Linked DNA regions of Homo sapiens: region 2 is linked to region 1. A link is a loop called in an ENCODE intact Hi-C map of the cell type or tissue named here. Cell type or tissue: A673. All regions are shown on one strand. Each heading gives the region's core, and the rest is flanking DNA. Links, peaks and the distances in the headings are about the cores only. Region 1 has its middle 200 kb from the start of LINC00639. Region 2 overlaps LINC00639 (long intergenic non-protein coding RNA 639).

Evidence for each region. A loop is a pair of places that touch in the nucleus more often than their neighbours do. Peaks named below come from ENCODE experiments on the same cell type or tissue, not always from the same donor. Only the 100,000 strongest peaks of a DNase experiment are listed, where the experiment ranks them.
Region 2: it touches region 1 in a loop (5-fold over the local background); 78 of 110 quality-filtered maps call a loop at or near these places.

What each region holds. Positions count from the first base shown.
Region 1 is chr14:38,718,794-38,724,182 of GRCh38, reverse strand. No RefSeq gene overlaps it. Among named protein-coding and RNA genes, the nearest start is that of LINC00639, 200 kb to the left of the region's middle. In A673, for the core only: CTCF peaks have their summits at 660 (motif pointing right) and 2,169 (motif pointing left); a DNase peak (open chromatin) is centred at 2,152.
Region 2 is chr14:38,864,434-38,869,822 of GRCh38, reverse strand. All of the region lies in intron 2 of LINC00639 (long intergenic non-protein coding RNA 639), which reads left to right. Among named protein-coding and RNA genes, the nearest start is that of LINC00639, 50 kb to the left of the region's middle. In A673, for the core only: a CTCF peak has its summit at 2,065 (motif pointing right); a DNase peak (open chromatin) is centred at 2,072.

The sequences.
Region 1 (5,389 bases), core at 187-5,186:
TCTGCTGCCCAAACGTGGTAAATTCTCGCATTGGAATGTAGAACTGAAAAACGGTGCCATAAATAACAATTCCAGGCTGTCAGCATGGAGTGATCACTGCTCCCACCCTCCCGGTTCTACTCTTATTCTAAAGGCCAAAAAAGTTCTGAGAGTATTTATGTTCTATTCAGATTAACTAATTGAGATTTTGGCCTTTTTCTCTAGTTGCCTGTTCCTTTACTCAAAATTAATTTGTTACAAGGCACAGTGAGTTAATTAGTATGATTAGCTCCGTTATCTTCATGCTTGCATTTTTAAGGACTTTAAAGTCAAGGTACTGTTTCACAGATGATTATTTGCAGACAGTTAATTCTTGAGTTATTGTCTTGGGATGGCCGTTATCATATTAGCATGCCTTTTACATTTCTTGATTTTTAAAGAAACATCTCATTTTTATATTCCATTTTAGAACTTTCATTGTCAGTAAATATTACCAATGAGCTTCCGTTCTGTCAACAACATTTTCGTGTCACGTATTTTCAAAATATGAGATTTCAAATTCCAAAATGATTTGTTTCTATAAGTTTAGGGAAGTGGTGGTAGTAAGCATTTCATTAATAAAGTTGTTATAATGAGTACTCAATGTGTATTCAAAGTGTACCTGTTGATAATTTGAAGCAGAACAAAAGAGGGGGAAAAGAAAAAGAATGTACCACTAGGTGCCACTCTGATCTTAAAGCTTGAACCAATGAATGACAATTGCAACAATGACAGTGGTGGTGACATCAATAGACACTTTATGATAAAATGGAGGTAGTTTTTGTGACTATAATATTCTAAATTTAGGACATGAAATTTTAAGCTTGATGAGGATTTTGTCTGAAAATGACTTTTTTCAGATGCTTTGCAAATACTTTGTATTAGTTGATATTACTAAATCATTTATGAAATTAGCAAATGTGGAAGTATTGCTGACTTTTATAAAGGAGAAAGGTGTGGTTTGATGATCCTAGGATAGAGAGTCATCAATTTAGCATTGATATCAACTTTCACTATCATAGTAATAAAGCTATTGAACTATTCTTCTCTGGCTTGGTTATCCAGAAGAGATATCTCTTTCTCAGGAGTGTCATAAAAGACACTTGGTTAAAGTGTGAATAGTGTTCTGATTACAGTAATTGTTAAATATTATTATGTAAAGCGAGGTAATGATAGTAAAAATAAATGAAATGCATGAATGAAGCAGTTACCTGGTGATCAAACTACAAATAAAACATCAGTCCTATGTGGTGATTAAAAATTCTCTCTTCATAGAATATTTCCAAATAAAGAAGTCAAAGACAGTTTTCCTGAATTGTTGATATTTGACTTTCAATACAGTTACTGGTTCACAAAAAACCACTTAATTACCAGACTAATCTAATTGACCTAGGATAGCAGTGAGAGAGCTGTAAGGGGCTCTCTCTTCTTCACCTAGAAGACTTTACTGAACAAAGTCTAGGAGATCCTTGAAATTGTTAGCAAAGCATAAAGATATATACATATGTGTAGGTTCAGCAATATACATGTATCTCATTGGAACTTCAAAGACACTCATCAAAAAAGGGTTATATCCACTCTTCTAGGGTATTTGATAGTGGCAATGGCTAACATCACATCCAAGGGCTTGGTTGAAGGTAAAAATCAGTGCGAACGAACATCAAAAGCAACTTTCAGTGGGAAAAGTAACAAAGTGTCAACCTGAGGTCTCAACAGGAACTTTGGTTGTCATATGTAAAGCAATAAAGGCATTCCTTAGGACAACCTATACACATATGAGGGCCAAGAATTTTTTGTTTGTTTAGGTTTTTAAGCTCTGTTTTAAAAATCACATCTTCCCTCAAGTGCTGCAAACATAAAATCATTCCTGTCCTTTTACTCTCAAAATTGTGGTCCCTTTCTCTCTACCTTTCCCGAAACCAAAGGCCTGTGTGTGACCTTTGAACGAACTCACCCAACCTAGCAAAGTCATGATGCATTATTCCATGATGGGTGGGCCAGTGGGAGGGCTACCATTACAGAATACTTTCTCTTGGACTAGAAAGGTTTCCTAGGAGAATGAAGACAGAAGTTAAGTATATTGAAGAACTGGCAGAATTCATGCACTCAGTTAAAATGAAGAGACACTGCCTCCTGGAGGCCTGTATTGGGATAGCCGTGGTACAGTGTGAGGAAATGAGTAGTTTACACTCCCAGCCTAGATGGAATCAAAGCTTATTCCAGCCATGGCTGAGAGTGTGTCTGGAGACATAGCTAACAGAGAATTTATATTTTCTGACTGACAGTGAAAAATGAATGTTTTCACACCGTGGTAACTAAAATTTGGGGCAGTCATCTTTATTCACATTTGAATAAAACACCGATTCATGACAGGCTTCAGGTTGCTTAGTCAATCAGTTACGCGGCCAAAACTGCTGCGTCTGAGTCTCTTCCTCTCTGCTGGGCAGTTCCTTTTGGTTGTTTTTATTAGGTCTCAGTGTTACCTCTCGTGTGTTTTTCTTCTGTTATGTGCTCCAACAGGACAGAATTATTAGATCTGTACTGTCTTTGTAACCTAATTATTTTCCTGTCTCACATACTGCATTGATATATCCAGGTTTCCAAACATATGTATAGTTACAATTACACTGTGAATTTAAACTACTTAAGTCATATTATTTTAATCTACCAAAGATTTGAAATATTAATAACAACAGCACATGAAGATTATATTTTGGATTCTAATTTAAGAGAGTATACCTGTGATGGTTAATACTGAGTGTCAACTTGATTGAATTGAAGGATTCAATCATGGATTAAATTATTGATCCTGGGTGTGTCTGTGAGGGTGTTGCCAAAGGAGATTAACATTTGAGTCAGTGGGCCGAGAAAGGCAGACCCACCCTTAATCTGGGTGGGCACAATCTAATTAGCTGCCAGCACAGCTAGAATATAAGCAGGCAGAAAAATCTGAAAAGAGAGACTGGCCTAGCCTCCCAGCCTACATCTTTCTCCCAGGCTGGGTGCTTCCTGTCCTCAAACATCGAACTCCAAGTTCTTCAGTTTGGGAACTCAGACTGGCTCTTTTTGCTCCTCAGCCCACAGACGGCCTATTGTGAGACCTTGTGATCATGTGAATTAATACTTAATAAACTCCCCTTTATATATATGTCTATTCCATTAATTTTGTCCCTGTAGAGAACCCTAATATAGTACCCACTTAGACTATTAAATAATTAGTCATCTTAAGGAAAAGAAAATAGCAACACATACTTAAATTGCATTGTACTGTTCTAAGCACTTCACATATATTTATTGATTTTTATCACCATAACAGACCTTATGAAAGAGATACTATGCAATAATATAATTTATATATAATCTGATCTTATTCTAAAAAAAGAGAAGCAAATACCTAGACATGTATTTGGAAATAGTACCTTTAGTTTGGGCTGCTGTGTTTCTTATCTGGAGTCTTGACTTAAGGCCCCTGGATTTGCAACTGTCAGCTAACAGCTGACAACTCTCACCTGGTATGTCAGTCAGATCCAGAAAATAACAATAATTTGCAAATAGCTCTTTAAAAACTCAGGCTTTTAGGACACAAAATTCCTCACCTGGAATGGCATTTGTCTGATGAGTAAGGAGAGATGACTTGAGAAGCTTAATGAGAAAAAATGTGTTGAGTCCAAAAGTAAATATAATAAGTTCTCAAAGAAAAATCAACCTTGTAGTAAATGGTCTTAGAAATGTCTAATGTGCATCACAGGATAACCTGTTTAAAAAATGTGACATATGCAATGGATTCCCAAAAGGTTTGTATGCACATATGGAGAGAGAATGGCCATATGGGATGAAGAGGGAGGGGATGTAGGTAGTGAAGGCTCGGACTCAGGAGGCTAACAGTGTCAGAGAACTACTTGTATAGCACTTGTAGGCTAATTGTTGGGTGGGAGAGGCAGAGAATGCAAGGAACTCAACACAGTATTTGGTATAGTAACAGGCCCTGTATGCTCGAGCTACAGTGTTGATCATTACATTCAATTAGTCAGAATCTTTTTAAGTAAGGTATCTACTTTACCATTTTTTAAAGATGTGAAGAAATCAGAGCATGAACTGAGACAGAAACACAATATTTATTCATCAATTCATTTGTTCAACCTACTTTTTGCCACACATTTTGTTTGGCATTGAAGATACAACAATAAACCCTTATGAGGCTTATATATGGAGTTCATGGAGTTGCCATGAACTGAGATTAAAAAACTGTAGGAGGAGGTTTGGTTTGGAGTGAGGAGAAGAGTAGACCTCAGTTTTGAAGATGCTTAGTTTGAGGTTTTTTGTTTTTTTTTTTTGAGTTGGAGTCTCACTCTGCTGCCCAGGCTGGAATGCAGTGGCACGATCTCGGCTCACTGCAACCTCCGCCTCCTGGGTTCAAGTGATTCTCCTGCCTCAGCCTCCAAAATAGCTGGGACTATAGGCATACGCCACCATGCCCAGATAACTTTTGTATTTTTTAGTTAGAGACAAGGTTTTACCATATTGGCCAGGCTGGTCTTGAACTCCTGACCTCAGGTGATCCACCTGCCTCAATCTGCCAAAGTGTTAGGATTACAGGCATGAGCCACAGTACCCGGCCAGTTTGAGGTTTTAGATATCTAAGTGAAGATGCTGAGCAGAGAGTTAGGTAATGAAAAAAAGAGTTTAGTGAGAAGCCTAGGCAGGAGATACACATTTGGGAGTTTTGGTAATCACTAGTGTCATTCACCAAATATTTCCATTTCACCTTCTAATATGGTTTTATGTTAGAATTGTATTTTTCTACTCATCATGGCCCTGTGACTTGCTCTGTCCAACTAAAATCAAGTGGAAATAATACATGTTACTTCTGGATGGAAGCTTTAGTAATTAATGCACAATGTCACATTCTTATCTCTGTCACAGCAGCTGGCAGTACTCTTTATGGTAGCTGCTCTACGAGCTGTGTCCCAGAGAAAGGACAACATGGGATACAATACCTAGGCAAACCACAACTGAAAGGCAACATGAGTGAGAAACCTTTCTTAAGCTACTGGGACTGGGGTGTGGTTGTTTTTAACCCAGGAAGACTTAGCCTGTTCTAACTTGAATGGGAATCATGATAGATTGAGAGATGAAGCTAGAGATATAGACAGATAATAAGAAAGAGAAGTTCCAGGGCAAGGGAGGCTGGGAGTATTCCAACATTGAAAGGTTGGGGAGTAAAGGAACCAGCCAAGACTGAGAGGAAGCATTTGAGACCATGTGGTGTCCCGGAAGTCAAGTGAAGAAAGTGCTTCAAGAAGGAAATAATGTTTAACCAGGTCAAAGGCTGCTAAGTCAAGTAAGATGAAGAATCTGGATTTCCACTTTG
Region 2 (5,389 bases), core at 189-5,188, 150 kb before region 1:
ACATATAAAAGTATACAGACAAATTGGATTCTCTAGGGGTTGTTACATTCATTCATTCACTCAGTATTTATTTATCGAACAGTAGGTACTGGGAATATTATTTTGTGAGACAGTCTGTTTCCTTGGGAACTCATAGTTTAAAGAGGAAAAGCAGACATGGTAAACAGAAAATTGTAATACAGTGTTAGAGCTCTGCCTGAAGTAGGAACAAGGAAATTGGAAACGATGATCAGGGAAGGGAAACTTACATCTTCAGGGAGGTAGTGCTTCAGGGGAGGCTGAAGTGTTGAGAATCAAGCTAGACCTTTAAGGTTAAAAGATTTTGCTGGAAGAAAAAATGGTCTGGACATTCTAGGCAGAGTAAAACACTGGAAGCATAAAATGTCTGATGGGTTAAATGCTGTGACAGGCTGCCTTTCCCCATCTTGTGGAATTGCTTCTTGAAGGGTGCATAATTTAAAGAAACCTTTAAATTCTGGAATGGGCTTGGTTATGGAAGAAAGCAGCAAGATTTGTCTGATTATCAGGAGCCACCTGGGAGAGTAAATTTTCACTGGGCACAACAAGTAGGCATATAACAAATATTTGTTGCTTTGATGTTGTTGAATTTTATTTGTCCAAATAGAATGAAGAAACACAGCACAGGATGATGCCCAGGAAGTAAGGGCCAGGCATTCGTGGAGGGTTTGGGCCCTTAATAGTTTGTGAAAGAGATTATCAGGACCACATCTCTAAAAGAGAAGCAATTCAAACGCCAAACATCCTAGTGTTTACCAGCAGGAGATTTAGTTTGTACTGCAAGGGAGTGTGGACTTACCCCCAAAGCAAATACACAATTGTGTGTATTTTACTCTGCTGAATGCTCTTGAAATCAATTTCTAACCCATAAAACAGAAGTTTCCCAAACCAAATCCACTATAAAATTCATCTCTGTGGAGAGGCCATAGCTGTTACAGGAGGGCAGGATGGTAGATCAGGAGGCTTTTCTGTTTAAATATTTAAATAGATTTCTATTTGAACAGCTAAATGAAACCAAACTCACTCTCTTATCTCAATAATTAAAAAGAAAATTGCTGAGCTTTCTTTGCCAAGTGTTCATGCCATTTCCCCCCTTTCTTGAGCTTTCTCAGGGTATTCTAAGTGCCTATGATTTGGTTTCTTTTTGGAGTAACTCAAGCAGTCTTTCACAAGCCGTATTTCTGGGACTATGGCAGACCGACTTCATTGGCTTCTTAACGAAGAACAGCCTGGCTTAATGATTAATTTCTAGGTAAATGGGGCTGAACCAAGCCTCACAGGACCTGTCTTGGAGGGGCTGGCTAAACAGTGGCTCCCTGAGAGGACAAGCACATTTCTTCCTGTAATCGACAACTATAGATTTATTTTTCTTAGTGATGTTAAGCATCAGAAGGTACTTCTTTTACTTGCACTAAGCAGGATAGTTTTAATTTTGCCTTTAGGCCTTATCTATTACTGTTTCCCCTGGCAACGTTATCTATAAACTTTTCTCTCTTCATTTTTTTTAATTTCCAAGTAGTTCATGATTATTTCAGAAAAATTAGAAAATACAGAAGATAACAAAAATTAAATTAAAAGCAGCTAAAAATCTTGTCATTTACTAGCATCCTGAGACATTATTCCTAACCTTTCCTCCTTCAGATATGTGCATATAGAACATGTATTTACAAAATTAGAAACACACCGTGTGTGTGTGTGTGTATTGATCTGTTGTGCTAATGTCTTATATTTCTTTGATACAATTATGTGGTCTTAGCAAGACTGGTATAAAGCCATTTCAAATTATGAAACAATAAAAATGATACGAATTTTCTAAGCAACTCAGGGCTCCATATAAAATACACATAAAGACATTTACCAGCCTTTATTTCCTATTTGGTACCCTGCCTATGTTTCACAGACTATAAAATGAAAATTAATATTCTACACTACTGTCCTTCTATAAATAGCTATGGCCATGTGGTTAGCTGCTGCCCAGCATGGTGGGGGGATTAGAACCACCATCTAAACAAAGGCCTGCCTTGCACTGATGTGCTTGTTGAAAAGTACGCCAGCAGAGGGCAGTGTACTTCCAGGACACAACTCAACGCTGCCATGGGCTGTGGAACAATCGGTGGAAAGACTTTTAACACTGCTCTAAATACAAACCAACACACAATTTTACTAGAATATTATTAGTCTGTTTGTGACATGTTTTAAGAATTTGAAGTTCTGACACTAGATTATGGAAACTATATAGCAAAAGTGAAAATGTATTCATTTAATAAGCTTATATTGGCCACCTACAAATGCCATGCTGTAGTAATATAAATATTGAAGACAAAAATCCTTGCCACAGATCAGCAGGAGATAAAAGCATGCAGTAAATGTTTCCAAAATGCAATGATAACACTCATGCTAGCTGAATAAATTCTGTCTAGAGGAACTCAGAAAAGGCCCCACAGAGGAGTTTTGTATGAACTGAGTCTGAAGAATAGCAGGAATTCACTAGGCAGGTGGGATCGGGGATGCAGGGAATTCCTACAGGGAGGAAGGTAGAAAGGCGCAAAGGTGTTATTTAAATGTTGAGCAGGGTAGGTGATTTTGTTTTTTATTACCCTAAAATGTAAGCCTTGATTTCCAGAACAGAGCCCCAGAACAAAACAAAACAATAGTGAGAAAGATGATATTTGCCAGTAGATTTTATGCTATTGTTTAGAACAAGTGTCTGAAATATAATAAATCCATTATATGCTAAAAGCACCAGCATCAAAAATATTTATCTCCACTCACCTTCAGGTAATCACCAAATTCTGACTTGTCTTTTGGTGGACTTGATTAGTTAGCCAGTATTTACACATACATATATGCTGATTTTACAGGAAAGGGGAGATGAAAATGTGTTCATTCAGCATCTCTTCATTGTTCCTACTACAGGTGGGCACTTGTTACAAGTGGTGCTTTCATTAGTGATATGTTCTTTTGGCCTGCCTATTCTGTATTGCTCATGTGTTGGTTCAGATTCCCTGATAGGCCATAAATGCTTATTTATCTGGATGAGGGCCTGTTTTTCCTTTGTGTTTTCCCACAGTGCCAGGCAATATAATGTGCATACACAGCACAGCCGTAAATGTTGACTGACTTTATCTATAAGGCCCACACTGACTTCTCACAAAGAAGGAAATGATACTAGAGGAAAGGAGGACGACGGAGATGATGTGGAGAGGCTATAATTAACTTTTCACATGACAGGGCAATCCACATGCTGAGAGGAATTCTCTCTGGCATAAGACAGTGTAGAATTTTGTACGGAACTATACCTTCCATGTTTCCAGCTGCTCACACCTCTTGCTTAATTAACAAATGTTTGTATAGAGTGGTCAAGACACTCGATATACTAGGAGACCTAATTGTTATGATTACTTTACATTAACATCCTCTCTGCAGCTGCTTTAAGTCTGCATTTTGGAAAGTATTCACAGAAGCTACTCAAAGGAGCTAGAGTGGTTTGTTTATGGCATTTTACTTATACAATGTTCATTTGTCTTTTTATTTTCTTCCTTACTTGTCTGTATTAGGAAGTAGCTGTTAACTAACCATAACCAAAGTGACCATATTCTCTTTTGACAAGTTTTTTCCTAATCAGATAATCACCTGCTGCGTATTTTTAAGTAAACTCTAGAGGATCTTCCTAAACAAGGCAGGAAACCAAGAAACTCTAAAATGAAAGAGTACTGAATTAGGATAAAACCAAATTGTTATTGCAAATAACCTCCCCTCTCCATGTGGCTCAAAGGACACAAAAGCTTATTTTTCTCTCATGAAACATTTCAGAGGTGAGCATTCCAGGTGGTTGCTGACCACTGGTGGGGGCCTTGTGGTCGTTCAGGAACTCAGGCTCTTTATAGTTGACAAGTCTCAGTGTGCTAGTTAACAATTTATTGCCTTTAAGCTCCACTTGCGCTCTTTCATATGTTCTGTGATAACAGTGGACAGAATTCCTGCAGCCATCTTCCATTTACAGTGGGTAAGATGTTACACTTTCTCATTAGAGGGTGCTGGAGGGACATTGCTAGTGAAAGGGGCTTCTGCTGTTTCTGGCAGCTATACAGTGGGTCAGCAGTGTCAATGTGAGGCCATTCTGTAGAGTTCTGCTCTAACCATGCACTCAGAATGAATGATCCTTTAGCAATGTTACAGCCTAAGCCTGGCCTGGGGATAACCTTTCTGCAGCCCAACTCACTTGAAAAATGGCTTCTGAAGGCCTCCTGCCCCTACAAGTGCAGTTTACTTTGCAGACCTGTGCCCAAGAGCCTCACTCCCTCTGCATGCCCAGGCCAAGATCCCCAGTTGCTGACTGCCTGTGCCCAGCCTCTACTCCAGAAGATTGCTTCCTGCTTGTTCAGTGATTGCAGTTAGCTCTGGCCTGGGCAAACAAGTAAACTTCTCTGCTATCTAGTGGGCTGAACCCCAGCCTTGGGAAAGGGGGTCCCCTCTAGGTTTGGACTTCCTCAGGGGCTCTTCCTCCGCCCAATGGTACTGTATTATTCTATTCTAATGCTGGTAATAAAGACATACCCGAGACTGGGTAATTTATAAAGGAAAGAGGTTTAATGAACTCGCAGTTCCACGTGGCTGGGAAAGCCTCACAATCATGGCAGAAGGCAAAGGGGAAGCAAAGGCATGTCTTACATGGCAGCAGGCAAGAGAGAGAGCATGTGCAGGGGAACTCCCTTTTTATAAAACCACCAGATCTCGTGAGACTTATTCACTCTTATGAGAACAGCATGGGAAAGACCCACCCCCGTGATTCAGTAATCTCCCACTGGGTCCCTCCTAGGACATGTGGGAATTCTGGGAGCTACAATTCAATATTTGGGTGGGGACACAGTCAAACCATATCAGGTACCATATGGTGTTTTCTCTTATAGTCACTCATTGATTAGAGTTTAACAATATATTAAGCCCCACTCCCACCCAGTTTCTGATTGGACCCTGACTGATACATGTGGCTTTGTTGTCTCATAGGATATTGTTCCCTCCATGGTCAAAATTTGCTGTCATGTCCAAGTTCTATCTGGTGGAAGGAGAGGGAGCATGGAGGGGGCATGAGTACTTCTTAAGACCTAAATGTGGGAAGAGGTACACATTTATCCTGTGTGTATCACATTGATGAAAGTTTGTCCTAGGGCTACACCTAACTGCAAGGGAGTAGGGAAGTACAGTGCAGCCATATGCCAAAGAAGCAAGCAGAATGGGTTTTAGCGGGCAACTGGTAGTCTCCACCACAATTGCATAAAAATTAAAAAAAAACCCTATATGGTAAAAGACATCAAAAGTAAAAGAGAGCCATGGACTGAGGAGAAAATGGACATCACATATGGAAATTTGT